Linked DNA regions of Homo sapiens: regions 1, 3 and 4 are each linked to region 2. The links are chromatin loops, found by intact Hi-C in ENCODE. Cell type or tissue: dorsolateral prefrontal cortex. All regions are shown on one strand. Links, peaks and the distances in the headings refer to the core of each region. The heading gives the core; the rest is flanking DNA.

Region 1 (8,262 bases), core at 1,055-6,054, 140 kb before region 2:
CTTCCTTTCTTTCTTTCTTTTTTCTTTCTTTCTTTCTTTCTTTGTTTTCCTTCTTTCTTTCCTTCTTTCTTTCTCTCCTTCCTTCCTTTCTTCCTTCCTTCCTTCCCTCTTTCTTTCAAATCATCATAACTTATATTTTCAAAGAATGGTCCTAGTTTCCTGGTTTGCTCTACCTTATCTAGTCAGGTGCACAGGGAAAGTCAGGTCACCTACACAAAATGTGGTCAACCCATACAATCTTAGGGGTATTGATATTTTAATTCTGTAGTTAATTTTAGAACCATTTTTACTGATTTCCCTATATTACAGCATTTGACTCATTTGTCTTTCAAAGACTAGTAAACCTTAATTTGCTTTAGCAGCTCTGAATGGATTTTTATTGTTTCTTACCACTGGCTTTCAACTCATGTAATTTGAAAACTAAATGCAAACTGTAAAACTCAATCAATCTGGTAGTATTCTTTTAATATCAATTTTTATATAATTAGCCTCCAAACTGTGTTCAATTACTAACAATTAATCTTATGCACTTTCAGGGACAACACTAATTTCACACTTAGCAGCATTTAAAAGAAAGGTAGTGCGAATACCATAGGGAAAAAGTCCCTCCCCAAGGAGTTATGCTTTATTATCACTGACTAGAGAATAAAAGTGCTTTCCCATTGCAGTCTACTGTAGGGGCCCACATTTTCTTTAACTGTAGACCAGGAGAATTATGTAACAAACACACAAGCAAAATCACACATACTTTAATTACAGTTTTCAGTGAGACCACTAGCCTTTTAAAAATGATCCTGAATGTTCTATGTTCTTTTGACAATTTTCTCGAGTTAGTATTTTTATCAATGCTGTATGGTTAATTGCCCCATTAAGGCTGACTGTGAGAAACCAAACAATGGAACCATGATGGGACAAAGAATGAGAACAACAACAGCTGAAGGTAGAAAATTGTAGAAAACTTCTTATCATACAAGAAATGCTGTTAGAAATCAAGAAATTCCCCAAACAGAACGTAGTCAGTGCTTAATACATTTTATAATACGGAATAGCTTTTTAAATACATATTACCGACTTTTTTCTTTTAATAGTGCCAATTTCCAATTGACAAATTACACTATATCTTAATACTGACATCTATATGTAACTCCCTTAATATTTGCTATCTAAAGATCATATCATGTGTGAATCATATGGAAGTAATTTTTTAAAATATCACTTTAGTTTCTTTTAATAATTCAAGGTCAACTACAATGAATAAACCAAGGTTTAAACTATTTCCTAGTGTCAAAAATATAATGAATACATGTTGGATTATGTGACTGGTATTTAGCAAAAGGTGCACACATGTCTGTTTACTTTGGTGTTTCATGATTTTGACCTTTTAGGTGCTTCTTGTTAGTAATTGGTTGAAGAGGAGTTGTAGCCAATTTTAATGTTTGTAATTCATACTTAGATATGCAAATTGATGAGCACATTATAAATTTTTAAAATTATCGGAACAATTTATAGTGCAAAGTGGCATTGCTCCAGGGGCTGAGCAGCGGCCTGGGAACTCAGAGCTGTGCATTTTAATTTTGATTAACTCTCAGTGTGACCACAGGCAAGTGCCTTAATCTCCCTGTATCTTGGATTATTCATCTATAATATGAATGTAACAATTTTCTTGCTGTAGCTAAAGTGAGGAATAACTATGAAGCATAGAGTGGCTTAAAACTAAAGAGCACTTTATATATCACACAAAAGACCAATATGAGGCTAAAGATTTTATGGGTTTAATAAACATAAGTGTTATGTCATTCACACAAAGATAAGACAAATGGCCCAACATGAAAACTATGGAAATCACCATATCTCAATCTAGAAATTTTATTAAAATGTACTTAGCATAAGAAATAAACATTTGTAATGGTGTCAGACTTATGTGGACATTCATTATTAAATAAACTTTATTCCTTATGCTGTTTTCTTCAATGCTATATACATCTTTCAAAAGTATAATAATGAGTTTTAAAATGCTTTACTAGATACAGTCTTTAAAAGAAATCTTTCTTTTTCTCTCCCTAACAATAAGTAGGTTTCCATTAGGCATTTTAACTTTACACCAGGAAAACAAAAATTATACAAAGGCATTCAGCTTAAAGTAAGACGTTAGAAAACAACACTCAAATTCACAGTAATTCATAGCAAGGGGTAAATCTGTATTTTTAAACTCACCTAGTTGTTCCACCTGTTAAATAATATACTGTATCCTGAGAGCCACAGATACATAGGTGCAACTGGTGAGTTGATGATGGAATTTGAGTCTCTTTACTTTTCCATATATTGAAACATCAATCTTTTTAGCTTAATAAATAGTTCTGCAACGCTGAATTTCAGCAGGGAGGCCATTCTCCAGTTGTGTAGGAATACAATTTGGGTTCTAGTGTCTTCCCAAGCCTCCCTTGCATTGGGAAGCCAATATTTAGAAAGCTGTAGCAAACTAACACCTGTTAGACATAAATCACATGCAGAAATCTACAACTGGACAAGCTCAGGAAGATGTAATAGATCAAATCCATGAAGAACCTCACAACGAATTAGGAAAATCTTAAACTTAATCCTATAACCTGACAGGCAGTCAGCAGACTGACTTATGGAGAGCTGTAATGTGGGAATTAGAATGAATGCCAGATGGCTTCTAGAAGTCAAATTTGAGAGAGAAAAAAAAAGAATAAACTGCATTTGACGATAAGCACAGGGAGGGAGGCTGACAAGGAAAATGCGGTCACAAAATAACACACAAGGATGAACTAATATTTTACACTGTATTCTCTTTCTTTTGTCTCTCCCAGCCAGCTTGACAGAAAGTAGTAATGTTTGACTAGTCACAAGCTTAATACCAGATGCCAGTTTGAACAGGTGCAAAAACAAAGAACAGAACACTTCCATTTGGAACATCAGCTCTTTATGTAGTCCCTGATATGTTTTGTGGGAATTCACCTACCAAGTTTCTTGTTGCTATTTCCCTGATTGGCAGAAGTTCTATTTGATGAATACATAGCATATTCTGTTAGTCAATGGAAACAATGAAATAGGGGGAATGACCAATTCATCTGGGACTTAGTCTAATTCCAACAGTCCACCATCATGAGATGATATCAGTGCTGGAATTTTAAGATCACCTGGGTAGAAGAAAATGTGCCTGTTACCTGTTACAATTACCACACAATTGTAAAGCGTTACAACATTCTTTTACTTGTGAAAGATAGTGGAAATTGGCACTGCCAATTATCAGTGTTAAATGTATGACCAATCAGTATGAAGGCCACAAACAAACCAGCAGCTTGTTCCATAGAGTCAGTTGGTAAATTGGATGCAGGAAGACAGAGGAACACACTATCCCTCCTCTGTAGGTGGTCTCTGTTTCATTAGGTTTCCAATTGATGTTGCTGCACAGTAATCCAAAAATGTGTGATGGGAACATCACTCTCATTTTTCATTAACACCCCCTCGCAAATGTATTGGAGGCAGGTACAAAACAATGATTTTGCCAGCCTTACTTTTATCCTTTTGGAGACTATTTCTTATCCAACATCGCTGCTGGATGCTTTGTTTCTCCTTGTTTAGAATCACCGTAGTGACTCAATACTGTTTGATATGATCAGCTTCCTTTAGGATGCTGTGGAAAGAGTGAGAGAGCTGCTAATCTTTAAAAGACAAGTGATTTAGGAAAATCAGCTTATATATAATAATGGATATTGACATGACTACAAGATAGGTGAGAAAACTAAAAATAGAGATGATGCCTATTGTTTCAGGAAATCTACCAGCAATGTATAACGCATGGAATTTTTGAGAGATCTTAGAGATCATCCTGACTGAATTCCTCATTTTCATTTTATAAATGGGGGAATTGTGGCTCATACTGGCTCTAGCTTTCACAAAGCAAAGCAATTACTGGCAAAAGCTAAGTCTGGAAAGCACAATCTATGACTTGTGCTCTATTCAGTATACCATGTTCAGTCTATAATATGTGGATGCAGATAACTACAAGAACTACACATCTACAATACAATGTGTGAAGATAACTACAATTCACATCTTCTGCTTCCTTAAGCCTGTATCATAGCATTTATTAATACAGTTTCATCAAGTTATTATCTAAAATATTCTTCAATTTGTAGTTTTTGGAGAAATCATTCAGCATTATGCTATAAGTAGCAGTGTTAATTTCCTGGTAGAAAGTGTTACACTTTTTAGGTCGATTTCCTGAGACATTAGGCTCATCTGTTTTTCTTTGTATTACCTAACTTCAGTTCCTGTGTTATTATTAGCTTGAAAGCCTGCCCTGAATCCTCATCTATTGATGGAGATGGTGTCATCTTGCCTTGATTGTATCCAGAAGCTTCATCCCCAAGATAAAGGATGGACATCTCTCCGATGACCAGCTTCTTTTGCTCGACTCTAGAGAAGGTTGCTTTCTGCATTCTGGCAACTGCCCTCTGTCTACATGATTAGACTCGTTGGTTGCAGTGCTTTCTGGAGTAATGAAGGGATCCAGTGCACAGGGTTTAACTTACTGGGCACAATCTCTAAGCCAACTCTGCCTGAATGGGTCCCCTGTTTTTTCTCTTCTGCTCTTGTTGAACCATATCTCTGTTCCTTGTGCTCCTGGGAATTTCTTGCTCTGGTAAGTGGAGAATCACCATGCCTCAGTCATAGGCAACCTGCACCCAGAATGTTGAATCATGACATTTTTTTTTGCTCAGGATTATTTATCTAGCTACTTTGATAACTAATGTAATCATTCCAGAATATGAATCTCAAGAAAAAGAATGACTGATTTCAAACTATTTAAAATTATTCAGAATACTTGATATTTTATATGTACAAATACAGAATAGTTTATAGATATATAAACAGTTTGCTAAAATTTTCCTGTCGGTCTTATATTTATTTCTTTACCGCAAATGCTAGGAGTAAATTTATTCTATTCATTGTGATTCATCTTTGTTCTATTTTAAGAGCATTGAGCCCTCATCACCAAAAAGAGAGTTCTTAGAGGTAATGTTAACAGATACAGAAAAAATAGGTAGCAGGTTTTGGTTGTGTTTTCTTATTGTTGCTAAAAGTCCTGTGATTAACCATATCCTGTTTCTTACAGTAAGGGTAAATAAGAACATGCTAACCAAATAATCAAAACAAATGGTAAGTATACTAAGTGCATTACGGTGCTGCCAGACATATGTTAATTTCATTTGTAACGTTCATCTGTCTTCTTAAAGTTGCTTGCAAAGTTATCAGCAAAAATATAAAAAACTAAATTATTAGTCAATTGAGGAACTTAAAAATAAAAAATGTAATAGCCACTCAGTTTCTTTGGAAAAGTGTTTCCTTGATTCCTATCAATACAAATATTGTTTTTATGATATGATTAATGGAATGATTTAAAGATGGCTCTTTGTAATGCCACTTTGTTTAATGACATGTATGTATATTTTTAAATGTACCTTAATGAATTATATATATATATCAATTTTTTAAGGATAATGTTCAAATAATGTTACTTTGCTTATACTCTTTGCTTGAGTAAAAGGATTTATTGTGCACAGAGTGTGCATGGTGTGGATTAAACCTTCTGCTCTTATTAGAGGATTTCTCTATCAGGGCTGTATCTTTTATGAAACCTTAACATCCCCAGGCTCAGAGTCACTTGGGAGGCAGTCAGGTCTAAAATAGGTGTTTTTGAAAATGTAATTCCATATTGACTATGATATTAAAACTAACGAAAACTCAACTGAGAAAATGAATTTGGAGTTTAAATATTCAAATAGTGGAATTTGGGGCACAGCTATGTTGCCACAAAAACACAAAACATAGGATTTGCCATAAATGATTTATGTCCTTTGTGGCAATAACAAAATAAGAAAGAAAATATATTTACATAATGAAAAGTTAGAGAATCAGTTAGCACCTGTAAAGCTGCAAGTAACAGAAAACTCAACTCAGGAATGTCCAACTGAGAAAGAGGATTGATTCTTCAAGCAAGGAAAATAAAGGGGTAGGGCAAACTTCAGGGCCACTTGATCCAGAGACTTCAGCTTGCCTCGAGTGCTTTTCTACCTCTCTAGTTAGTTCTTGTGGGTTCCAGGAAGGGCTCTACCCCATGACTGCTTCCCACTGTGGTGAGATGATGCTTCCAGCTTCAGTGGGATTCCATGCTTCTTCAATTCATGGGAGAAAAAGTTTTCAAGCAAATCTACAGGTCTCTCCTAGAACTGGGATTAGGGTCAACTTTCCCTAAAATTATGGATTATATAACGAAGGGGTATGTAAGGATTATGTAGGGAAGGATTATGCAGATATATAACACCTCCCCACCCACAAACACAATTTCATGTTTATTTTTCTTTTAGATTCAGAGGGTACATGTGCAAGTTTGTTCAATGGATATAGAGTGTAATTGTGAGATTTGGGCTTCTAGTGTACCCATCACCCACATAGTCAATATTGAGGGTAACTTTTAACTCTCATCCTCCCCTCACCATCCCCCATCTTGGAGTCCCCAGTGTTTGTTATTTCCATCATTATGTCCATGTGTACCCGTTGTTTATCTCCCAGTTATAAGTGAAAATGTGTGGTAACAAACTCTTATTTCTGAATGAATGGGGGAATCTGATAGGTAATCAGTATTAGTGCATTATAGAATTAGACAGAATTTTCAAGTTAGATTTCACATGTACCAATGAGATGTATTAGCCCAGTGCCCATCATTTTAGTTAGGAAAATTATCAGGGAACCTAAAACCTTAAATCTTAGTATATGAAAGGAATTCTATTACAGTAATAATAATAAGAGATGTGTAAACTGAACCTTATAAAACAAGAAATGTTGGGAAAATATAGAGTCATACATTTATTAACAATAATATTAAGGAAAGGTATATTAAATACTTTCTATTTCTTACTGGCATCACTTTAAATTTTCACATCCAATAACTCATGTCAGTGTTTTTTTTTTTTTCTTTCTTTCTTTCTTTTTAGGTCATGAAAAAAATGGAAACTCTCTCAAGGAATAACAATCAGAGCTGTCTGGTTGACAAGGGACATTATGGTTGCAAGAAGACCCTGAAGCAAGGATTCTACATCAAAGATTCAGGGGCAATCTGAGTTTGCATTTAAGATCCTTCTGCCTATAGCAGTAGCTTATATGTTATGTTCAATTGACGTATAAGCACTGTGAAGAAATATTCTATTACAACCTCTTATGACATTAGCATTGTATATTTCAGAATGTAATTGTAGACAGAAAGTTGGTATATTTAATTCAAATTATGATTATTCTTTAAAAACAAAACTTGAAAATTCAGTTTATCTACATAATTGGCTTAAGTATTTGTTGCATGCCTATTCCATACCAAGCAATGAGCAAGGTGTTATAAAATAAAACATACAAAAACTATGTCCCTTTTTGCAGGCTGATTTTTACCATTTTAAGTAAGAAATATAATCTAATGCCCTGAAGAGTTATTCAGTTTGTATTGGGAATATCATTACTTTGAATAGAAGATTTTACAAAAATAGATTAAAACTGTGAGAAATTCTCAAAAAATTAAATGACCATAATATTCTCATCTCAGAATAAGAGAAGTGATTTGGCTTAAGCTGTGGAAAATAAGTCCTTTAGAATCCACATTTCCAAGGAGTTGCAGTTGGCTTTGCATGTGGTGGCTACTCCTTTATAAAGCATACTTCTGTGTTCAAAGTCTGTAGCTAGGGGAAAGCAAATTTATCCTTCAGCTAAACAAAAGTTCAATGATAAGAAAGAAAGTACAGGAAATTGTGAGTATTTTTTTTTCTCTTCATGCTTAGGGAATGCATGTGCATTTCTGCAGCAAAGGAGAAAATTAAAGGAAAACATTCTCCTCAAGAATCTTTCTTTGAATTTCATATGTAGACTCAGAAAACAGTATTGTTAGTGCTATTTATTCTGAGTAATACTTTTCAGTCAGATGTAAGCTGTTTTTCAATGTTTTGTTTTGGGGAAGGGTTTACTAATTTAACTAAAACTTTAAAAAGCAAATATAATAATTACAGTGAAATATGTGCTTCTGAACTAAATTCTCTGTTTGGTCAAATATCATTTGGATGGAATTTTTTCCCAGTCTCCATTTTCAAAATCAGTATAATTTGTGAAAACCTCTTTTGCTTATCAATATAACTAGACAACTAAAGTTCTAATCTGTCTAACACCTTAGCATTTTAATTTGTATTCATCTCTCTG
Region 2 (8,262 bases), core at 1,618-6,617:
GCCAAATGAGGTAGGGGAGCACTGTGCTAAGGAAGCTTTCACATAACTTTGAATAGAGAAAGTGATCAGCTCATTGTACAACAGCACAGAAGTATAGGATTGTTAGTAATGGCCAGCACCATCTTCATGAGGCTAGAGGCAGCTAAGTATTGGCAAAATAATATCACATTAGACAGGCACGGTGGTTCATGCCTGTAATCCCAGCACTTTGGGAGGCTGAGGCGGGTGGATCACCTAAGGTCAGGAGTTCAAAACCAGCCAGGCAAACATGGCGAAACCCTGTCTCTACTAAAAATACAAAAATTAGCCGGGCGTAGTGGCATGTGCCTGTAATCCCAACTACTCAGGAGGCTGAGGCAGGAGAATCACTTGAACCTGGGAGGCAGAGGTTGCAGTGAGCCGAGATCATGCGACTGCACTCCAGACACTTAGTGACAGAGCGAGACTCCATCCACCCCCCCAAATAATAATAATATCACATTAAATTAATGTGGGTAATTTAGCTCTTGGCTTTATATATTTGATTAACTTTAACTTGTAAATGTGTGAATACTGTTTCACGGTTGTATAAAACTTTTGAGCATACGGGGGTCTGAGAGAATTCTTTTAAAAACAAAACATTATTGGAGTTCTGAAGTTTAGCAAACTGTGTCCTTTACTAGTTGAGACATTGGACTCTCTTGTCTCACTCCCACTTGTAATGGAGATAATTGATGTGTGTGTGTGTGTGTGTGTATGTGTGTGTATCGGCTGCAAATACAGAGCCAAATTAAATGTTAGAGGACCCAGGTCCTTTGGTGCCTAATTCAAATCCAAGGGCTTTTGAGCACAGGGAGATGACTTCTAGGTAACCAGGTAACCACTTTTATATATTGAGTTTGTGTCTGAACGCAAAATTTCCATGTGTTAGTCATTCATTCTCATTCGTGGTCTCACTTGAACAATTTCCTGAAGAAAATGTGTATTTTAAAATATGCCTAATTTCTAGAAGTCCCAATAATTGGGAAAGAACTCCTGTTCATTCATTCTGCATTGTTACTTGGGGACAGAGCTGGGACTTGAAGGCAGGAGAACTGAACTCCAGAGCCTGTGTCTGTTCACCTCCTTGCTTTAGAGACTCAAAGATTGTTCATTCTAAAGTGATGACATAAAGACAGTCCCCAGAATGGCTATTACATCATTGAAGTAATGGTGACATTGAGCTCTAAGAAGTGACAAAGGGAAGTTCTAGTTCTGGGAAGCTCTATTAGGCAGTTTTCTAGAATTTCTCTTTCTCCATCCTTATGTCTTTTTGCTAAATTCTTACCTCCAGCAGTCATCTGACTATGTCGCTAATCTTTTAACAGGAGAAAGCTGTATCAGTGATCTACTGTTGTATAACAGACCATCCCCAATTTAGTGTTTGAAACAATGATTTATTGTCATGTTCCCATGAATTCACTATTCTGTTCCATGTAGTGTTGGCTGGGATCACTCATGCATCTGCACTCAGCTGGTGGCTGGGCTAGGGTACATTGATTCTTTTCCTCTAGATGGTCTCTGTCTCTCTAGCAGGGTTCTTTAAAGCACAGCAGCTAGATTCCAAAAGGGAGCATTCCAAAAGGACTAACCCCAGTGTGCAAGTGCTTATGGAACTTCTGGTAGCCACAGCAATTTACATGGCAAACCCATGGTCCATGTGGAAGGGGACTAAAAGACAGTATTCATGCAAAACAGTGTGATTGATTGGGAGCCATCAATGTGTCAGCCTACAAATGAAATGTAGCTATGTATGAATTTCCATTTTTTAATGTATTTTCAAGGAGTGTCGGAATGTGATTACATTTTGTATGTATGTGATTACACATGTGCAAATCTATTAATATAATGTGATCTTGCCTGTTAAAGAGACATATAAGAATCTGGAATAGGCTCCAGAGAAGTTCTACTTGCCCCTCACCCTCTAATTTCCAAACAAATTTCAGTTCATGGCAAGTGACACATGAAATAAACCTGACAATGGACAGGGGAATGGTGTAAACATGCAACATTCAATGTATTAGAAAAAGTTAACGTTATCCTGCACATGTACTCCTGGACTTAAAAGCTGAACAAAGAAAAAGAAAAAATGTGAATATGGACAATAATTCTAAACAAACAGGGCAGGTATTTAAAGAAATTAATTTTTAAAAGTGAAATTATAGGTTCTTAAACCTAAATTTTGTGCAAAAAAAAAAATCCTTCCACGTATTGGCGTATCAGTCCCCCCTATTCAAGGGCCTTGATCATCATTTGTGAAGCTCATTAGTTTCATATCTGATGCCAAGAGAAGTAATAAGGTCCAATCACTGGGAGAAGGTACATATCAAGGTGGGTTTTGCAAGGTGAGATATAAGCTAGAATTTGGGGAAACATGTAAAACTTGGCATGATATAAAAAAAGAGGCTGGGCGTGGTGGCTCCCGCCTGTAATCCCAACACTTTGGAAGGCCAAGGTGGGCGGATCACCTGAGGTGGGGAGTTTGAGACGAGTCTGACCAACATGGAGAAACCCCGTCTCTACTAAAAATACAAAATTAGCCGGCGTAGTGGCAAATGCCTGTAATCCCAGCTACTTGGGAGGCTGAGGCAGGAGAATCGCTTGAACCTGGGAGGCGGAGGTTGCGGTGAGCCGAGATCACGCCATTGCACTCCAGCCTGGGCAACAAGAGCGAAAATCTGTTTCCAAAAAAAAAAAAAAAAAAAAATCAAAAGTGTGGAAAATAATATGATAATAACCTCTGTTAAACTTGCATGAGGGAATGGACTAGACCTAAGTGTAAATAGGTGATTTGATTGGGGTCATTTTGATTGCTTGGCAATACAATTCCTTTCTTTTATATTTAATCAGAATGTTTGTACATCTATTTATTAATTGACCCAGTGGGTAAGACGACCACAGTGACTGGGCTTAGTGTAAATACTCATTAGTTCAGTTCTCTTGATTGGATCAGATGACCCTTTTACCCATACGATCAATACATTATGTGACGCATAAATGGTTCGTCCAAACTTCTAAGGGTGACATTACTCCATTCAACAGTGCTCTCCCCACAGAGAAATAAGCATAGCTAAGGAAATAACTTCTTTTAATGAGATTAATCCCGATGATAACTTAAAAGGCAGTTTTACTGCAAGATGTAGATGACTTTCAAACCTCCTTATTAATTAAAATATTGAATCATTTTTGGTGTCATCAACATGGTGGTTATAAATAAAAGTGAGACTGGGGGAGTAGTTTTTTAAATAAATGAAGCCATAACCCTAAAATTTTCTGCCACGGATTACCCTGAAACTCTTCATAAATTCACCTAGAACAGGATTTAAATGATGCCTGCATTAACCATAGTCAAAACTGGTGATCAAATGCATTTCTACCCACAGAAACCCAGATGAAGGAATGCTGAGCCCTTCTTTCCACCAGGACCTAAATATTTCCTGAAAGTTTGAAACTCGAGGCTCAGCGTCTACTCCTTCCCCAATATTTCTGCAACAATTTTATTGGGACCAATAATTTATGCAAATGTGAGGCTGAACAGTTGGGCTCCTCTGGGAGCTTTCCACTGTGTTGGTGCTAGTTTGGATCGTGTGTGTGCGCGTATGCGCGCACGCGCGCGTGGAAAAACCGGGTATTTCCCTAAAGGAGTTTAGTTGACACCAAGAGGTCACTCCCCTGAGGAGCCGGCTGCAGGGCGGTGATTCGCCCCCGGGATGGTGGCGGCGATTCCGTGCGCCTTCCTGCAGTTGGACATCAGTTATATTTCAGGCTTTCAAAGTAAACGACGAACTCAGCACTTTGGCAGAGTCCAAAATCCGCCAGCGAACTTGGGTGCTAGAGTTCGGCGGGAAGAAAAGGTGACTCAGAGATGCAGCACATTTTTCTGGCACTTTCCACCGAGGATACTCTAATAAACGGGGGAGGGGGAAAGAGGGAGGGAAGGAGAGGAACACCCTCCTCCTCTTCCAGAAACTGCACCTCAGCCTGAAATTTGGGTATTATTTTACCTGTATTTATAAAAACCACCACCGCACTCCCTGCACCAACTACCCAACTGCCTCGACTTCCATTAAAAGCAGCTACTAAGACTAAAGAGAGGGAAAGACTAAGGGCGGGGTGGGGGGAGAGACAAATAAATAAATAAAAGAGAGCGCGAGGGGGGAAGGGGAGAGAAGGGAGAGGGAGCGCCTGGGACTCGAGACGGCGGCAGGTTCAATTAGCTAAACAAAGAAATCATGGCGGATTGTTTACATTTGGCAGCGCCCGGGCTGCGCCGACCGCCGGCCCCGAGCCGCCGCGGGCTCCGAGGAGTCGGCCGAGCTGCTCCCGCGCCCTGGCCGGGTAAGTGACGCCGGCCGCGGGCCCGGGGCGGCCGCCGCGCGCGCCACCCCCGCTGCCTCCCCGCCCCCGGCGGCCCCGGAGCACCCCCACCATCCCCTGCCCCCTCCCCCACCGGATCGCCCCAGCCCCCTCCTCTTGCCCCCGGCGCAGCTGGGCTCCGCTTGGATTTCGGTGACGCTGTGGCTCTGTTCGTTTGCTGCTGCTGCTGCTGCTGCTGCTGCTGCAGCCAGGGGGAAGGGGTGGGGAGAGTTGGGGTGGGGGCGGCAGAGCAGTGTGGAGAGCAGTGCCCCTCCACTCGTTTGTTGCCTCTTGGGGTCAGGACCTCCCCGCCTGGGCCAGCCCAGCGGACGGCCCCGGTGCGCGCTCGCCTTGCGCCACCGCCTCCGGGACCCAGGCGGAGCGCGCCACTCAGCCCGGGAGGTGGGGCCGGGCAGTGACCCCGCGCGAAGTGCCAGTGCGGAGGGCGGGGGTGGTTACCGAAAGATGTAATCCCAGGAGGGGCCGCCGCCTTCGCTGTCCCCTACCTGTACCCTCTCTTTATCCTACCCTCCATTCCCCGACCCTTTTCTCCCTCTCTTCTCCCCGTTCTTTTCTACTCCCCTCATTGCTTTTCTCAGACCGGCCTTAGGGTTGAGAACCTGCTCAAGAGGTCGCCTTCCAAAGGCTGACCTTGCCAAAGCCACCCACGTCTGTGAGAGCTTTTCCAAAGATTGACTCTTTCCTCATCTTTGTGGCCCGAGGGTTCACTTTTTTTCCGTAGGGTGGAACTCTTTCTCCTACAGAGGCTTTTTAGACGAGTGTCTTTGTGCTGCGGTTGGCACAGCAGTACTAGGAGGTTAGGTAATGACAGGGGAGGAAAACAAAGGCAACAAATAGGGGGAAAAAGGGAGGGCAATGTCACCAACAACAGAGGGGGCTTTCTGTATTCCCAGAAAAGATGGTTTCCTTTGCGGAATGCTTCCAGCATCATCGGCATGCAACTGACATATTTGCTTTGTACAGAGAAAAACAAATTCTTAGGTCCTTCAAGTTAACCTCTATTTTCCTTTCAATAAAACTTTAAAAAAATGTTTAGTGCATTCAGTAGTTTGCTTTTTCTCTTTCTTTTGCTTCCTCTTTCCAGAACCTTAGTTAATATCTGTGTCCTATTTGGGAGAAAATCACAGCCAGGACTAGCTGTGGAACAGAGCAGGACTGGAGTTGGTGACATTTAAGCAGCCTTGACTGGGGGCCAGGGCAGCAGAACCAGGCCCAGTTGCTTCTCTTGCATACGTCTTTTTGAGGCTCTGACATCACACTGCTGCTGGGTTGCTAATGCACCATTGTAAATCGTACAGTGAATTGCTGTATTACCTGAGAAAGAAAATGCTGGCATTAAAAACAATCTTTTTTGCATTATCATAGCAATCATATCTTCTATACAAAAAAGGATTCAAGCGAATTCTTGATTCATAATTTTTATTATACCCTGTGGAAGGCCCATCTGGAATAAGATATGCACGTACTATTTCTCTTCTTCCCCTTGAAGGTGGCAAACACTAGGTGGTTGGTTCTCATTTGTTAGATTACACCAAATTATGTCTATTTTTTGCTTAATCACCAAAGCAACTTTCTATCCAGCTCACTACATGTTTAGTAAAGCAAAACTTATTTCACAATTACTATTTGGCAGGTATAGCCCATCACCTTACCATCCCACTACTCAGTTCTTTTTGACCCATTGACATTTTAAAAAGTAAGGTTTATCTTCAGAGAGCAGAATAGAAATGAGAGTGGGTAGCGAGTCTTAGCTAACTCAAGAACTCAGGACTTAGTGGAGTTAGAAGCTTTCAGTGAAGATTGCACATGTGTATTTTCAGTTTTGTGGACATGAGAAACACAAAGCTGGTGGTTTCATAAAGAGCTTCTACCCAGACACTTAACTCACCAGTTAGCTTGAGATCGCATTACTCAGTAACCCCAAGCACATTCTCATAAATGGATTTTATGTTGACTCCTTGTCCATATCAGTTCAGAGATCATAATCATGGAAGAAAGTGAATTGCCTTCCACAATGACTTTAACAGAAGTAGAAAGATCAGCCTATGGGTTATAGATCTTGCTGACCCATTAAGGGTCAGTAAATTAGTAGACTGCACTTGAGTTGACACTTCTGATCCCAACTTAATGTGTTGATTAACTCATGGCTGCCATCTTCATTATGGGCTATTAGCACATTGTTAAGCCTGATCTTAGAGTAAGAAATTGTTTTTATGTTTACTTTTTGGTTCCCAAGGTTAATCAATATTCATTATGGCCTTACTGTTTTTCTTTAAACTGAGGAGGTTAAATAAGTCCTTCTATAGAGAAAAGAAAATTTAATACTATATATATGAATTTGGGATGCAAAATATGGGATGGAAGAATTTTGCAATATACACACATATATCGTTAGAAACACCATCTCCAAATGTAAAAATACTTATTATATATATACATATTAAGAAATTTGAATCTACATCTTTCTCATTGGTAGCTAGCATCCTTTCTTACTCTTGTGTGTGCATTTGAATGACAGACAAATTTAATGTATGATATTTAAACCTCCAATGCTGGTTTCTGGAAATTGCTGTGTAGAAATAGTCAATGCCTAAGTCTAGACCTTGTCTACTAGTTAAGTGTAAATTGTAGGCTCCAGTGAGGCAGATATCTGTGATCAGTTTAAGCTAGAAATCAATCTCTAGACTGCATTATTACATCCATGAAGCATTTCTTCTTTCCTGGTTTTCCTGAAGTTTCAAGGTAGTTGCAGTCCTGGTAGTCTGGGTATCATCAGTAAGTACTCTGTAGTCTCACCATTTGGTAATCAGTATGTCAATAATGCTGGGAAAACTGCTTAAGCTCGCAAGATTTATACTCCCAACCATGTAATAGATAAGAGTTGCATAGGTCGTTCCACATGGAACTTCATTCCAAACTCAATCTGTTCTTGTGTCAGCTAGGCCCCAAAGTAACAATTTCTGGTAGGGGTTTTTGGATCTATTACTTGGCAAACATTTATTGAAACTCAAGCAAAAACAAAATGTAATGAAACCCATTAGTCTACAGAAAAATATAAGGAGAATTGGGATATTTTTCTGCCTCTGAAATCAAGATGAAGAAGGGTGTTGAGGAAGCCTGATAGTATCAATAACAAAGGAATGGTCCCCCAAATCATGAGAGGCCACTGAATTTGTCAAAGAGGAGGTCATTGATAACCTTACCATGGGCATTGACTGAGGGTGTAGATCGGAGGGCAAGATTGTGGGAGGGTAAAGAAGAAGAAGATGGTGAGAAAGCTATGATAGATAATATTAAATTTGAATATCTCAGGATGACATTCTTGAAAGGTACTGTAGTTGGCAAATCCTCTGTTCACAAGGCCAGTCTCAGAGAAAATAGTATCTTAGTAGAAACTAAATTTTAAAAGTGTTAAGTACATTAAAAACTTTACAGCAAATAAAAGCCGAGGAAGGCACCTGCCTTCAAAATTAGCCACATTGTTGGCATTAAAAGCCTGTACCAACAGGTAATCCCCTTGAATCATCTTCTTTAGTCGTTCAGGGACACATGGCTGCAGAATTGTGATCTGCTGAGTACAAGTCTCCAAGCTCTAGGGTACACAGATTATTTTTGGTTTTAAAGTGTTTGAGCCCATTATTACTTGAAATTCAATGTCCTTTGCACTTGCTTCCTCCCTTATTTCATTTCCTTAAGCCCTGCCAAACTGCTTTTGTAACCATGTAGCCTTTCTACAAATTATCTTGGTATTTAGGGGAAGTTTTTTTCCTTTTAAGGGTGGTGGTGCATCTGGTGTCGTTATCTTTAGAGTTAGAGGATGTGCTGTCAGCAGACCCCTTTCTGAAACACACAGCCCACCAGCGAGAT
Region 3 (8,020 bases), core at 1-5,000, 190 kb before region 2:
CTGATAATAGAGACAACACCTAAAACTGATTACATATTAGGTCACAGGAAAAAGTACCAGTAAGTTCCATGGAGACTTTTTTATAAACAATACTGTCTAATTACAATACAAGAAAAATTAGAAATCAGCAACAAAATTAAAAACCAAAAAGGACCTTCCACGAGAAAATTTTTACAACCTATTAAGGTGCATAGTAAATTGACATCATATAGCTTCTAAAAATGGTGGTTATAAGGCTACATGTCAGCATCTATAGGATACTTTTAAAACACTGATGAGAGGAAATGCAAAGCCTTAAAAACTTACATACATAAAACCTGCTCACTGGCCAAATCTGGGACAATTCGAGGATCAAAATAAATAATGATTATAATCAAGTAATTTTTTTAAAAGTCCATGCATCCATTCTAATATAATTAAATAAATGAGAAAGCAGGCAATGCTACTCCTTATAATGAATTGCCACTTCATAAATATAGAAATGACAAGAGTTAGAAAATCATCATTTGGCAACCGTGATAGTAATAGTCGACTCAAGCAAAAGTCAATGGACGCTAAAACCAGAGAATGTGTGTGAAAGTTTGATGCCTCAGAGTACCTCCCCAAAAGTACTTATTAATTACAAAAGGAGACTCTGACAGATGATACCTTAACCAGGTGATCAAAGTTAACATCATTAATAATGGAACCAACCAGGTAACCTCACAAGCCTTGAGAAGGACAAAACAATCTTTCTGTAGTATCCCTGCCAAAAATGCATTAGCTGAATTTAATAGTGAGGAAATATCATCCAAACCCAAATTGAGATACATTCTACCTAACAGCCAATCTGTACTCTTTAAAAATGTCTAGCTTATAAAAAACACAAACAGACTGAGAATTGTTCCAGGTTAGACATGACAACTAAATGTAATGTGGGATCTTAACAACAGATGGTAGGGGATGGGGGTATAAAACATACAACTGTATCATAAACAAAATTTGAAATATGGACTCTATCTTAGATAATAGTATATCATTAAATATCCTGATTTTAATCACTGTACTGTGGTTATGTATGAGTGTGTCCTCGTTCTTATGAAATGTATGCTCAAGTATTTAGGGATAAAGGGGAACTACGCCTGATTTGACCTCAAATGGTTCAGGAAAATAATGTGTATACACACCCACCCACATACATATACTTAACAATGATCAGTAAAATGGAGAAAATGTAAACTGGTGAATCTAGGTAAAGGGTATACTGGAATTACTTGTACTGTATATCCTTGCTACTTTTCTGTAAATTTAAAATATATACAAAATATTTTTAGACACGTAAAATGTTTAAGATTTAAATAAACTGCTAAGGCAGGTACAAATTGGAATTCTAGCTATAGCAATGGTCATAAAAGAAACTTTCATCTAATCTCAATTCTAATGGGTGTACTTGTTTCCTAAAAGGCCTTAGCAGATATAGACATACATAACAGTATTTTGCCTAAAATTAGGTATAACATGCTTCCTGTAAAAAAAAAAAAAAAAAAGTAACTTAAAATTTTTCAACTTTTCTAAATGTTGTCTACAAGAGAATCATATTTTCAGCTAGGTAATTCAAGAAGAATACTTCTAATTGGAGAGGGAAAGGTGGATTAACTTTTTTCCATATGGAATAATGAATTTTTAACCTCTACTTTCTGTGATGGTCATATGGTAATTCCACATATACTCAAAGACTATGCGTGATGGTGGGGAAGTGGGCACAAGGTTGAGTGTAATGGTCAGAAAGGAAAAGTCTACACTCCTAACCTAAGGTATCCTGGTGCAATGTAAAGAGAAAAAAATCCAGGACTGAAATCACACAGCCTGCGTTTAAGGGATTCTGATGTGATCATCAGCAAATAACGTCTCCGGTTTCCCATACCTTGATTTCTTCAACTAGAAAATGGGAATGATGATTCTTTTAAAAATTTCTGCCTCAAAGGGCTGAGGATTAAGTGAACTATTTACCTGGAAAGCGCTTTGTAAACTTCAAAACCCTACACATGTGTTAGTATGTGTAATAAACTCCATATGAGAGGCCACTGGAATCAGCAAAGTTAATTAATTCCATTGCTGTCATGCTTCTCCTAGAAGATATTGTAACTGTGGGTGTACAGGTACATACGACTTGGCAAAGGGCCAAAATAAGGTTTTCTTCCCAAATGTTCTTTCTACAGGAAACACGAAAATAATTAGCCCAGATTCCCGAGTGAACTCATCAACATCCGTGGAGGTGGAGGGTGTTAAAATCGAGTTAAGGCAAAATTTACAAAAAAAAAATTAAAAAACAGTCAATTGCGGGACACTGAACGAAGAAGGAAGCCAAACTCGGGGAAGGGCTAGGGAGAGAGGAGGCGTGGCCCCAGCCCCGCTCCACGCCGCGCGCCTCCTCGCTCCCCATCCAGCGCGGCGACCACCGGGGTGGCGGCGACAGCGGCGCTTCTCAAACCTTTAGTCTCCCAAGAGCCGTTACGCGCCGCCCCTCTCAATCCCCACAAGTCTGGGCCCCTAACCTCCTAGCCCGTCACAGACTTCTCCGCGCAGCTACGCTGCAAGAGGCTCTCTTAGCTAGAAAGCAACCACTGGGCGGGTACCTGAGCCGAGATGAATCCCTCATACACGGTTTTCGACCGGTTCTGGGGCAGAAGCAGGGGGCACTGGCGCAACAGGCTCGCTTCCGTCACCGCCATGGCTCGAAGTCCGGAGAAACACAGAAAAGCTCTAGACCTGCTGGGTCCTGCACATGCGCAGTCCGCTGGCGCTCGGACGCCGCGGAGCGGAAACCCCAGCCTTGGCGGGAAGATCCTGGAGGATTCCGCGGGCGGAAATGAAGGTGAAGCGCAGGCCAGGCCAAGTGGCGCTCTGCGGGAGGCGACATCAGGGCTCCCCAACCGGTAGTGGGAGGGAAGATTGCCCTCAAGTCCACAGGACTGACTGACCAAGATCATTCTAGCCTCAATTGTCCCAGGAGCCCTTTCGATGATTCTGTTTTACTTTATTGAAAGACTGTTACAACTTTGGTGTTGCATTTCCTCCAGAATAAAATGACTTTTACAGCCTGGACGTTGTAGCACTCTGTCTTCTTTGCTGTTGTCCTCTCTCCCTTAACATACAGAATAATGTATTATTTTGTGTATAATTATTGTAATATAATGTATAACACATTGATTATATCATATATATTACAGTTCTGTGGCTTACTAAGTTCAATCAGATATATTTGAGGCACACACATGTATACGTATATGTGTATTGATTAGACTCAAGTCAACACTGGACTCAGTTCTGTGTACGGCACTCACAAATATATAAAGCAAAACATGAGTAAAGATTGCTGATGGACTTGAACTTAATTTTCCTCTGACAGCGCTTGCAATATGTTTTTCTAACTCAGGAATGTTATCCATCCCATCTTATTAAGAGTTGATTAAATAAGAAACCTACTAAAATATTTACCATATGATTATTTGATTTTCCAATTTTCCAATTTTCCAATGCATCACGTTTGAGCCCTACTATTTGAAAAACATCATTGTAATGTGCCAAAGGTTGAGCAAAGATTATTTCGTCCCCTACCCATCTTTATTGACCTCAAGACAGAATTTGACATCCTGAAGATTCTTAAAGTTTGACAAGAATTTGTCACAGCATTCTGGATGCTTACAGAAAAGAATGCTGGAGCAGTGGTTAGATATAAATTACATTAAAGCAGTGGTTCTCAAAACGTGATCCTAGAACCTAGCAACAGCATCACCTGGGAACTATGTAGAAATACAAGTTTTCACCGCTGATGGGGTTCAGGATATGCTACCCCAAAATATGGCCCCTTGACATTTGAGAAAACAACAAAACCTAAGATCACTCTCTGACCTTCTCCCATCCTTCTTCCCTGAGGCGGGTCATTGGATCCTCAATCCAGAGGTGCTCTTCCTATACCCACAGGAAAGAAATATCCTTATCTCTAAAGAAACGGAGACATAGAAAAGAATCTGAACAAAAAGACCTTTGACAACTTACCCCAGTTTATTACCATTAGACCATGCTTTGTCCAACCGTACTTCCCCACAACTGTCCACTGTTCCTTCTAAAAATGCACAGGTTTTCCTGTTTCTTTGGGCTTCATCTCTGAAGGCTCCCATGCCACATAAAACTTAAATAAATTTGCACGCTTTTCTCTTATTAATCTGTCTTTTCTTATAAGGGACTCAAACAGGAATCTAGCAACAGGAAAGAAAGATGTTTCTCATTCCCTACAGGCCCCTATTTCAAACCTCGGGAATCCCAAACACTGGCAATAGGGCTCAGCAGTCTGCGTTTTAACAAGCTCTCCAGGTGATTCTGATGCATGCTAAGGTTTGAGGATCTCTGCAGGGGCAGGACATAACACCTGCTTTATTTTGCAACTCGGTAATTAAGGACGGCCATGCTACATGTTTTCCTATAAGAATAAAGTAGAGGCTGTGCAAAAGTGGGATCAACACAAAGATTAAGAGAACATATAGTCCCTTACTTCAAGCACTTTATAATTTATCTGTGAATTAAGATCTTTATTGTATCCAGTATGTTAAACTTCCCCACCACCACACTTTCCCCCATGGAACTTCTACCCTTTCTTTAAAGTTCTTCTCAAGTGCTATGTCTTTTTGGAAAGCTTTTTTAATCTTCTGAAAATTATTGCTCTCCCTAATCATTTAGCATATTTCCTGCTGCATCGTAGGTGCTAATAAATTATTTACTAAATATCTTAATTTGGGTTGTTATAGCAGAATACCATAAACTGGATAGGTAATCCGCAGAAATTAATTATTTCTTAGTTATGGAGGCTGAGAAGTCCAAAATCAAGACGCAAGGACAAGATTTGGTGTCTGGTGAGGAGTCACTTCCTGGAACACAGTCTTTTGGCTGTGACCTTACATCACATTCACCTTTACTATTGATACACTGGACAGTGTGACCACTTGCCAAAAGCAGTTGGCTCCTTGATTCGGAATCCCCATAATTAGGTAACTAGACTTAAAGATTTCCAGCACGTTTATTGCTAATTTATCATCTTAGATTTTAAAGAAAAGACATCCAAGTCACTGTTATGATAGTTGAACTTGTAAATGAGCATTCCTTATCAATAAAATCTATAATTGAAGAAATCCAATGACCAAGGAACAAGGTAAGATACCATATAAAAACTTTTTAATTCAATTACTCGACTATTATCCTTAGGTGTTCAAGACTGAAAGTTGGATACTCACTACCATCATCAATTCATACGTGGTTGTGCTGGAACCATTTATATATAGCCCAGTTGAAGTCAGCCACCCCAAAATCCAAAAAAAAAAAAAACAAAAATGCTCAATATGTTTAAAGATCAGAAAGCCAAGGAACTACTTCTACCACCATCAGCATGATTTCAATTTTGGAATCACTCTGACAAACTGCACAAAGATCCTCATTAAAGTTCAAGTTCCACCAGGTATCCTAGGCAGGATTTCATTTATATACTTTGCCACAAAAATTACTACTATTTAAATGCTATTGCCTGAGGAAGAACTTTATATTCTAACACAGAAAAATATCCAAACATTTTGACAAATAAAAAGCACAAATTCCAGAATGGTATGCTTACTATTATAACATTTATATTCAAATATATAAGTAAAGTTGCTCTGTATTACTAGCAATGGTTACTTTAGGGGAGGGAGATGGGAACAAAGAATGGAGATAATGGCCCATGGAGACTTTTATCTTTTATATTTTAATTTTTTAAAGGAGAATTATTAGTCTTAAAATTAAAAATTAAAATTTAAAATGCTTATACCATTCCAATTAGCATCTGTTATCCTTATTTTATAGCCCAAATGTTTAGCCATGTCCCAAGAGTTTCTTCTCCCAGTTCCCACCAGTAATGGAAGAAGATAGGATGCCTGCCATTAACATTAATAAGATTAATAAAGGAGAGATTGTTTGAGTCTGCTGAGAAGAAAGATGAAGGAAGAGACTTGCGAAATGTGAAAATAAAGGGAAAATGAAAATTAGGGGAAAGTGAAGGAAGAATAGCCATTTAAAAGAGTTTTCAAAAAAACTGGAAAAGCAAGCCAATAATATCCTATTCTCTGTGGCACTGTGTCATAGAATGGAAAAGACAGCAGATAGTCAAGATTAAGGCATGATCAGGAGTGTAAAATGCTACCTAAAGGTTGAAAAAACTGAGAATTATAGAGAGGCCTTTGGATTTGATCACGCAAAAGCATTTATTAATTTGAAAGATCAGTTTGCTCTTGCCTGTTTTTCTATCCATGCACTAAACAGCAGTTTATAAATTGCGATGTAGTGAATAATTTTTCAGCCTTGAAAAGACCATATCCATAAGAAATAAACTACAAAGACTTAATTATGTGACCAAAGTCTGGTAGGGTGATATATGGAGAAGACAACCTGGCTCCTATAACCCTACCCCAACTCTTTTGGAGCACACTCCCTTGGTAGGTAGGTTTTACCAATAATGAGTCTAGATCCATTGCAGGTACAGAATAACAATTTCTGCTTCACTCTGGGCTGTAGACTTGAGGAGCAATGGTACCCACAACCCAACTACAGGTAAACAAAAGACCATTTAAGGGTTAAGTCTGCTAAAAGAGTTGATGGGTTACAAAGATTGGGCTGGAATCAGAAGAATATTTATGGGGTCATCATCTAAAGAAAGGATAAGAATGTAAACGGGCCGTTTAAAAGTATAGAAGAATCCAGATTATTAAACAACCCTCTTCTTAGCAAAGCACGAAGACCCTCTTCCCAAGAAACACCATCCCCACACCCAGTGAAAGCCACTGATTAGAGAGATTAACAGCTCTTTTGTACTTTTTAATAAGCCACTGGGAGAAATGTCCTCAGATTACTAGCATCTAACAAAAATTACAACTCAGGAAATAAATGTTGCAGTTGACAGTGGCAGAATAGAAGAGACCTATTTACAGGGGGTGCAAGCTTGAGAAGGCCACAGTTGTAGAGGTTAGGAGAAAAAAGAGAATAATAAGTACATAGGATTAGAGAAGAGTAGTTGTTAAGAGGAGGAGGAAGCATGCAGCAAGAGAAATCAAAGGGAAAAATGACTCTATGTTTATTTTGAAATTCTGCTTGAGGCTAGTCAATCCCACTTGCCCTAAGATACCAAAAGGAAAGCAATTCCATCCCTGAGAAAAGGATTTCCAACATCCAAAGAGGAAAGAAGATGCACAAATCCCTCACTTTTACTCTGGAAACTCGAGCTAATAGATCAAAGGGAATGAGAGGAAACAGATTTAATCTTACTCATTCTCAATAAAAGTTTCTAATACTGTCCCTAAACCATCAAAATCATTTTAAAATATTTTAATACATAGGTGCCTAGGTGATGCTGAAAGGTTCTCAAAAGTATGATCTCTGGACCAGCAGCATCGGCATCACCTTAAAAGAACACACCAACTCTGATCTACTGGATCTCTCATTTCGGGAAGAAGGATTCAACAATCTGTTTTAACAAGTATGTGTGTACCAAATTCATGGGCCAGGCGCAGTAGCTCATCCCTATAATCCCAGCACTTTGGGAGGCCAAGGCAGGCAGATCACTTGAGGTCAGGAGTTCGAGACCAGCCTGGCCAACATGGTGAAACCCCATCTCTACTAAAAATACAAAAATTGGCCAGGCATGGTGGTGCACTCCTGTAATTCCAGCTACTCAGAAGGCTGAGGCACAAGAATTGCTTGAACCCGGGAGGCGGAAGTTGCAGGGAGCTGAGATCACACCACTGCACTCCCGCCTGGGTGACAGAGTGAGACTCTGTCTCAAAATAAAAATAAAAAACAAAACAAAACAAAAATTTATGTTTTAATTGGGCAAATCTGATACAAGCTAACACCATTAACCTAGACTTAGTAAACCCAAATTCTCATATCTGATTTTATTGTGCAGCTATAATTGAAAGTTATTGCATTAATCAAATGAATAATTGTTCAGACAGAAGTTTTA
Region 4 (8,262 bases), core at 2,109-7,108, 290 kb before region 2:
TCCCCATAAGGGTGTGATTGTATATTCAGCCAAGACACTGTATCTCCCTTATGCCTTTTATTTTCCTGACATAGCATGCTGCTGGATCAATGTGTGTATTGTTGCTACTCTGCCTATGCCAGAGGTGGTGACTCACTCACACATATAAATAATTTTAGTTGAATGTTTTTATAGGTTGTGTATTCCTTACTTGAAAGGCTTGGGACCAGAAGTGTTGCAGATTTCAGATATTTTTAGATTTTGGAATATTTGCATTATACTTACCAGTTGAGCATCCCACAAACCTGTTTAATCATGGGACAGCATAAAATATTGCCCAGTGGAGAACAATGCACATATATACTTAGATACAATGTTTGCGTGAATTTTTTATTGTTGTTTTTGAGAAAAAAAATCATGGTAAATATTACTACTTCTGTGTTTCTGCATACATAAACTTTGAGTTAAAGCATTTATATTATAATTCCTGTAATTCCATCTTGTTTAGTATTGGGGCCCAGAGAGCAATACCCCAAAGTGTGATGCTTTGGCATGCTGAGACCTTTGAACTGAAAGAGACTGGATGGCCCCAGAAGCCACCTCAGAAGCCAAGTCTCACTCTGACCTTCTCCTGCCCTCTTGTTTCCCATCCCTTCTCCTCCCAAGAAGAGAGTCATAGAAACCAGAATTCCTCTTCCCCAAAGCGGGTTATAGAAACTAGAACCCCTGTACCCCAAGCAAGGCATTAAACTTAGGAAGGTCACCCTCTCCCTTCTCCCTTTAAGACCCTCATTCCAAAGGGGTCCTGCCCCATCCCCAGGAGGAATAAATGCTACATACATCAAGAATATGGGGCCGGGCGCGGTGGCTCACGCCTGTAATCCCAGCACTTTGGGAGGCCGAGGCGGGTGGATCATGAGGTCAGGAGATCGAGACCATCCTGGCTAACAAGGTGAAACCCCGTCTCTACTAAAAATACAAAAAATTAGCCGGGCGCGGTGGCGGGCGCCTGTAGTCCCAGCTACTCGGGAGGCTGAGGCAGGAGAATGGCGTGAACCCGGGAAGCGGAGCTTGCAGTGAGCCGAGATTGCGCCACTGCAGTCCGCAGTCCGGCCTGGGCGACAGAGCGAGACTCCGTCTCAAAAAAAAAAAAAAAAAAAAGAATATGGACAGGCTTTGCTGGATCCCCCCGCCCCAGTTCAGTACCATTAGAACATACCCTTTTGTCCAGTCACATTCCTACACAGCTGTCTATTCTTCATCAAACCTAAGCATAAAGATAGACTTCCTTGGGTCTTTGGTCTTCATTTCTCAAGTCGTGTCATATAAAACTTTAATTAAATAAATTTGTTATACTTTCTCCTGTTAACTGGTCTTTTGTTATAGGAATGTTGGCTGCAACCCTTATGGTGGGTGAGAAAAGAGATCACACCTTTCTGCCCCTACGTTAGTCTAGGTTATTGATATAAAATTAGTTTGTGGGCATTGAGGGTTCTCCTCTACTTCTGCTTACTTTCCTATCCATTATAGTTGGGTGACAAAAAAAAAAGCATTGAAAGTCACAATTTTGGTGACCTACCAACACATAGAGTGTTTTGTTTTCTAGTCAAAATAATCACAGGGTTGAAAACATGTTCATTGTGCATTACCTTATTTTGTTTTAGTCTGTTGGACGAGCTCCCCCAGTCAGTGCTTAAATGGGCTCCTTCTGGAAGCAGTTGCTGTAAGTCAAATAATAACTTCAACCTTCTCTTACGATTTACAGGTTGCCACATTTGTCGTTATCGTTTGGTAGCTTTTGCTTAACCCACTTGCTCCTATTCCCATCAGGGTGGGAAGGAGGGAACTCTTCATGTTGCAAATAAGTTGCTAAAGAACACAATGTTTAAATCATCTTTAACATTAGAACACAAAAAACCTCAAAAGAAGATATTGAGGTGGAAAATTCTAGGTTCTGCTTAGTGCTTTTTTTTTTTTTTTTAAGATCTCTATTTTGAGAATCATGCACAGGCTTAATAGTCAACCGTATCTGGTATTTCTAGAGTTAAGACTTCCTGGTTTTGTTCCTCTATATATTGTTGAAAGAAGATAAAGTTGACCTAAGGAAAAACTACTTTTCATCAGTCATTTAAAAAACCAAATCAGTAAACACTGAATGCTGTTTAGACCAGAATTATGCTGACTGAACTGCCAGCAAAAAAAAATTTTTATTAGCAAAGGCATATGATTTTGGGATTTGGAGGTATATTTCATATTTTCAAGTTAGTATACAATGGAATTTTTAATTGACAATGTTATCAATACATATTGTATAAAATAGCACGTCAACTAGTAATTACCCACATTCCTGTCATTTTATGTGCATACACAACATGTTATTCAACACTAATTTAACAATTGAGTTAGACTGTCTTATACGAAAAAGCCAGTGCCCACTATCAGTCTTGCTTTTTTTCAGAGACAGATAATCAGAGTGAATCTTGTTTTCTGTTTACACTGGACAATCTCAAAGTTAGCTTTGAGCTGACTTCTGAAAGTAGATATGTACACTGACCTCTCTAGCTAAGGTCTAATAGCATCTGTTTCCATCTGGTTGAGAATTAGAGAGTTAAGTCATCTTAAACTTACATTCACAGCCTTTCTTTCACTGGAAACCAAAATTTTCATTTGTGGAGGAAAGGAAAGAATAAGCCAGTTCTACTTCCCCTCTCCATTTGCAAGTCCAATAAGCCTATCCCCACATGAGTCTTTTGTTTTCCCCTTTCTCTAGTACTTTTCATCGGATTGAGGGAGCCACACAGGAGAGATCCTCATTGTGGGAATGGGTTGCAAGATGAAATTTTTGTTTTCATAATTGTCAATAACTTGGTCAAAATGGCAGTACTCCTTTATGGCTAATATTCTTAATGGCATTTTTTTTTTTTTTGAGACAGAGTCTCGCTCTGTCACCCAGGCTGGAGTGCAGTGGCACGATCTCGGCTCAGTGCAACCTCCCCTTCCTAGGTTCAAGCGATTCTTCTGCCTCAGCTTCCCAAGTAGCTGTGACTACAGACACGTGCCACGATGCCCAGCTACTTTTTGTATTTTTAGTAGAGACAGGGTTTCACCATATTGGCCAGGCCTGGTCTCAAACTCCTGACCTCGTGATCCCCCCCACCTTGCCCTCCCAAAGTGCTGGGATTACAGGTGTGGGCCACTGCGCCTGGCCCTTATTGGCACTTTTACCAAGTTGTATAGTTCATCTTTTAATCAACTGGACAGAAAGATGGGAAGATGTCATTAACATATATATATATCATATATATGTGTATATATATCATATATATGTGTATATATATCATATATGTGTGTATATATATCATATATATTATATCATATATATGTGTATATATATCATATATTATATCATATATATGTGTATATATATCATATATATATCATATATGTGTATATATCATATATATTATATATCATATATGTGTATATATATCATATATTATATATCATATATATGTGTATATATCATATATATTATATATATCTCATATGTGTATATATATCATATATAATATATATGTGTATATATCATATATCATATATAACATATATATGTGTATATATCATATATATAACATATATCATATATGTGTATATATCATATATCATATATATCATGTGTTTATATATATCATATATCATATATATCATATATGATACATATATATCTCATATATGATACATATATATCATATGATACATATATATCATATATATGATATATATGATATATATGTGTTTGTATATATATCTCTTACCTTTCTTGTCAATCCTGCAGAAAAAGGAACTGTTCAGTTTAGGGTAAGAAAGCCCAGATGCCCTGAATTGTACAAGACAAATGCTTGTGGGCAGTGTATATTATGTCATACTCTATTGTTAAAGATTTGAGTCAGATGAGTAATCTAGATGGGAGACAAGCCCAGTTTTTGTTTCTTAGCACAAACCATTTTATTGAATCCATACTATTATTTATAAAATGCAGATTTCTGTTTCTAAAGCAAAAAGTGTTGAAACTTTAATATTACATGAAGGTCTCTTAAATTAGGAGGTTGTGCTTAGGAAGAACACAACCATGAAAATGAAGGAACTGATTTACAAAAGTTTATTACCGAAACATTTTATGAAATAAAACAGCCAGAAGTTTGCAGCATACATGTCCAACTAAGCATAATAATAATAGTTTCAAAAGTTTCTATCTCTTGATAGTAATGATACTTAATACTTCACTGGCTTAAAAAGCAGATGATTAAAAAAATCATAATTTCATACTAAAGGCATTTTGCTTTATAGTTCTGGCAATATGCTAGTAAATTTTAAAATGTACTTAATAAATCCAGATCTTGAAAGACTAACATTTAAACCAGTATTACATCACAATATCTACGCTTCAGGTTTGTAATAATAAATTTATAATGGAAATGGCTCTTTTTATTTTCTCCCCCTCCTACCTCACTGGTACCTCATTTTTCCAAACCCCAGTCCCATGAAGGCTTTGCAGCACAGCTGCTATCAGTTGGTGGAGTGCCAGGAGTTTTCCATTGTCTTGTAACAGTGATTTGTTCCCAGCACATTCAACTCTCTTCCTCATTTTGGATATTCTGGTTAATGGAATTGTAATATGTACCAAACTTGGCTTACCAATCTTCACAGGACCATAAAACAAAAATATTTATATTAAAATAGTAGTGAATGTAATTTAATTTTTTAATCATCCCTTTAGAAATTGGATACCCCCGAGCCCTTGTGAAGGGGCTGCATGAAGCATCAGTTATAAATATGGTGATAAAATAGCAGCACTTGCTAGTTAACAGAGATCTGGTTGACCGAATGCTAGATAACAGAATTTGATAAAAATAGATGAAAAAAACAGGTTGCATAATTGCTACAGTGTCAAGGAAGAAAAGCCCAGAACCAAGAGTTTACATTTTAACCACGTTAGCTTCATGTTCCCAGGAAATAGCTCTGTACTATATGGTGAAAGTGGTCACTCTTAACTTTAATAGGGGGAAAGCGATGATGACTATTCCTTTTGAAATTTTTCTCTATAGGGAGTGAAACCCAGTGCCTCTGCAGTTTTCCTTTCTTTTGAGTGGAGGTAGGCCTAGAGGGGAAGTGAAGGATTAGGAAGTCACTCCTGCCAACGCATGAAGTTTCCCAGGTTTTCCCACCATGGATATAAGCAACTAAGTGAGAAAGTAAGAAGTACTTGAGTTTGAGTCAGTAATATATTTTTGAAAGGGAAAGGCATATCTAAACATCTCTGTGAACAAATGAAAACATGCCAGTTTTTAAATAGTATTTGGTATTATCACCACTTCTATTCCAATTTTAGGTTGAACCTCAACATGAAACAGAAATGCAAGCTACAAATATTTTAATGCAGTGATGTTTGTAACTGTTGGTTACTAATTCTGTTTGTATTTAAAAGTTGGTAGTTCCTAACCTTTTTGGGGAAAGGGGGTTTACTATGTAGTTCTAGGGGAACATTTCTTTACACTAGAGAAAAAATAAAAGATGGCAACTCCTCCTCCCACTGCTCTAAAATCAAAAACACGAGGCTGTGTACCAGGCTAGCTAGGTATGGAGGACATGAGGGAGGTTTCATACATTCTAAATTCAATCTTAGCTAACAACATGGAATTCAAGGTCCTTTCTAAATATACGGTTATAATCCCAAAATCAAAGCCTTAATTAAAATTTGCAGTTTTTTTCCTTAGAAATAAAGAGGTTTATAATAAGTAACACTTTAACTGAATTTTTAGAAGTTCAGCATAAAGTGTGAAGTATGGTCAGTTGTATTATTTATGTAGTCCTTAATAGTTGCACCTCATAAATCAAAATCACTATAATTATTACAATATACTTCCTCTCATAAGATCAGTGAATTATAAGCGTATCAACAAAAATATGTTAAAAACATTACTAGTTTGTCTCATCAATTCTGTAGGTCACTATATTTCAGTCATTTTTGAATATCATTTAAAAAGTTATTTTCATTGAATTGTTCATTTTTAGTTTCTTCAGGAGATGTAAATGTGTAAAAGACAAAGATAACAAAGATTTTGAGATTACTGGAGTCTTGACAATTCTTGCCAATTGTGAATGACATGTAAAAAATTTAATAATTCACAGGTGAAATAGCCCAATTTTTGGTATGTGCTCATAGTTTAGCATATGATGAAAAGCCAAACTATCAAGCCCTCAAGAAAATTTTGAACCCTCATGGAATACCTTTAGGACCACTGGACTTTTCCACAAAAGGACAGAGTATAAATGTCCATACTCCAAACAGTCAAAAAGTAAGTAACATAATCCCTGCTATCCTATGATTACCTTCTATGATACTTTTCTATCGAATGAAATTGTTTTAGGTCTCAAAATGAGTCTGACAGCTTTCTTCTTCCTTATATTTAACTCCCATTTTGCCTAACTCAGCACCAAGAAAGTTTGTTCCAAGTTCTTTTGACCTGTTGTCTCACAGAGAAAAATAGGATCTGTGGCCTACTATGTACTATGAAAGAAAGCAGTCACTACTGTCATAGAGATGTGACTAGGGTAAAGGCTAATCTGATGTTACTCATGAGAAAGCCATCATTTGCTTCTTTTCTCCAGGTTTTCTTTAGATATTGCCCTGTGTTTTTGCCTACCAATTTGGCCATAATTTGGTGATAACAGTCTTCGATTTAACCAGGTTATTTGTATGTGCTGATATTTCAATCCATGGAAACAGTTCTTTACAGAAAATAAAAGAGTTTATGCCAGAGATCTAGGTTAAAAAAAATCATTTTTTAAAAGTTACACCTCTTCTTTTAGTCTGCCATCTTCCCAAAGACCAACACCAACTTAAAAAAAAAATTAAGATTTCGAGCATTTTTAAGCGGGTGGTGGAAATCTTAGACTGCCGTTATTAGCAAGAATAGTGGACAGGCAACTCAGCATCCATGTCTTCCTTGACCACTATCCGTATGCACAAATAGAGTGTGGAGGGCATTTTTTTCCTGATGCATGTACAGTAAGATAGGGTCAGGATGCTATTCATTTTTAATATTTCTTATGAACTTTGGATCATCACACGTGTTCATGAGCCAAGAATGCGGGATGCAAACTAATGTGACTGATAGGCTGCTAGATGAATGGTGAGTCAAGTATCAGTGCACAGATGGTTCTGATTTGCTGAATTTTGTAGTTGCTGCAACTGAAGACATAAAATATCCTTCTAGTCATAAATTAGCTCTTTGGAAGCAAAACCTTGGCACCAGAGCTTTACAACCTTCAATTAGTAGGAAAAGAAGTATTTGAATGACTGTGGTATTGACATCTGTAGGCCTGCATAGTAATCATTCCTAATAGAAGAGAATATCTGTTTGAGGAGGTTTTGCATGGCTAATTAACTACCAGTGAGAATATGTAATTTTTTCATGATCTCCTGATTGTCACCTTTCTCTCATGATACAATTAGATTTTATTGTAGCAAGTGCCTCACAAACCAATTGTCAGCACTATTTACGTATTGCAGAAGGCAGAACAAGAGTTCATGTTTAATAAAAAGCCACTGGATTTTGATCTTGGTAATTACTGAGACTTGTTTTAACAGTTTTATTGACTTTTGTGTTTTTATCACTTTTGCAACAAAACAAAGAGCCATTTCCTTGACGTAGTATTTTCGTTGCAATAATGGTCACCACTTAATCTATGCTAATTTAAGTAGATTTTTCCCTTTTTGTAGTTTTTCAGTTTCATAAACTTAATTGAAATATAAAAGAAGCCATTTTAAAAACTGATAGCTATATCCTCTGATATAAAATTCTGATTATTATCCACCAGAATTTTCAGTTTCATCAAATTAAAGGGTGTTTGTTGTGAAACCATTTTTATATGTAGAGAATAGAACATAAAACACTTTTTCCAATGAGCCTCCATCAAGAATATTTTATCCCTTTTGATTATTTTGATTATGAGTAAAAAAAGCACTTAAAAATAATACATGCTTTTAAGACCTACGCTAATTTCTGTTAAGAAATGTATGTGATCAGCCTGGATGTATAGACAGTAAGATGATTTGGGGATATATTTTGCAGCAGATCAATATTTATTTATTTATTATAGTATTTTAAGTGCATACATATATTTAATAATGATAGCATAAGATATGGGCTCACCATATGTGGCTAAACTTTAAGTATCTTAATTTTCAAAGTTTACAGATTTTGCAGTGCTACAAAAACC

The links. Peaks named below come from ENCODE experiments on the same cell type or tissue, not always from the same donor. Only the 100,000 strongest peaks of a DNase experiment are listed, where the experiment ranks them.
Region 1: it touches region 2 in a loop (5-fold over the local background); 2 of 110 quality-filtered maps call a loop at or near these places.
Region 3: it touches region 2 in a loop (5-fold over the local background); 7 of 110 quality-filtered maps call a loop at or near these places.
Region 4: it touches region 2 in a loop (6-fold over the local background); 3 of 110 quality-filtered maps call a loop at or near these places.

What each region holds. Positions count from the first base shown.
Region 1 is chr2:58,289,376-58,297,637 of GRCh38, forward strand. LINC01795 (long intergenic non-protein coding RNA 1795) reads left to right here. Exons shown (of 3, transcript NR_147010.1): 2 at 4,314-4,669; 3 at 7,023-7,173. Among named protein-coding and RNA genes, the nearest start is that of LINC01795, 18 kb to the left of the region's middle. In dorsolateral prefrontal cortex, for the core only: no CTCF peak of the experiment used is centred there; no DNase peak of the experiment used is centred there; H3K4me3 peaks cover 379 bases; H3K27ac peaks cover 2,101 bases.
Region 2 is chr2:58,424,109-58,432,370 of GRCh38, forward strand. No RefSeq gene overlaps it. Among named protein-coding and RNA genes, the nearest start is that of LINC01122, 93 kb to the right of the region's middle. In dorsolateral prefrontal cortex, for the core only: no CTCF peak of the experiment used is centred there; DNase peaks (open chromatin) are centred at 3,633, 4,203, 4,533, 4,663 and 1 weaker place; H3K4me3 peaks cover 2,446 bases; H3K27ac peaks cover 4,659 bases.
Region 3 is chr2:58,238,603-58,246,622 of GRCh38, forward strand. It overlaps FANCL (FA complementation group L), which reads right to left and starts at 2,723. Exons shown (of 14, transcript NM_018062.4): 1 at 2,616-2,723. The coding sequence starts at 2,711. RefSeq lists a silencer at 2,321-2,370 and an enhancer at 2,911-3,070. In dorsolateral prefrontal cortex, for the core only: a CTCF peak has its summit at 2,809; a DNase peak (open chromatin) is centred at 2,779; H3K4me3 peaks cover 2,027 bases; H3K27ac peaks cover 2,044 bases.
Region 4 is chr2:58,133,498-58,141,759 of GRCh38, forward strand. VRK2 (VRK serine/threonine kinase 2) reads left to right here. Exons shown (of 13, transcript NM_006296.7): 10 at 1,644-1,702; 11 at 6,169-6,335. Among named protein-coding and RNA genes, the nearest start is that of VRK2, 91 kb to the left of the region's middle. In dorsolateral prefrontal cortex, for the core only: a CTCF peak has its summit at 4,436; a DNase peak (open chromatin) is centred at 4,550; H3K4me3 peaks cover 596 bases; H3K27ac peaks cover 3,738 bases.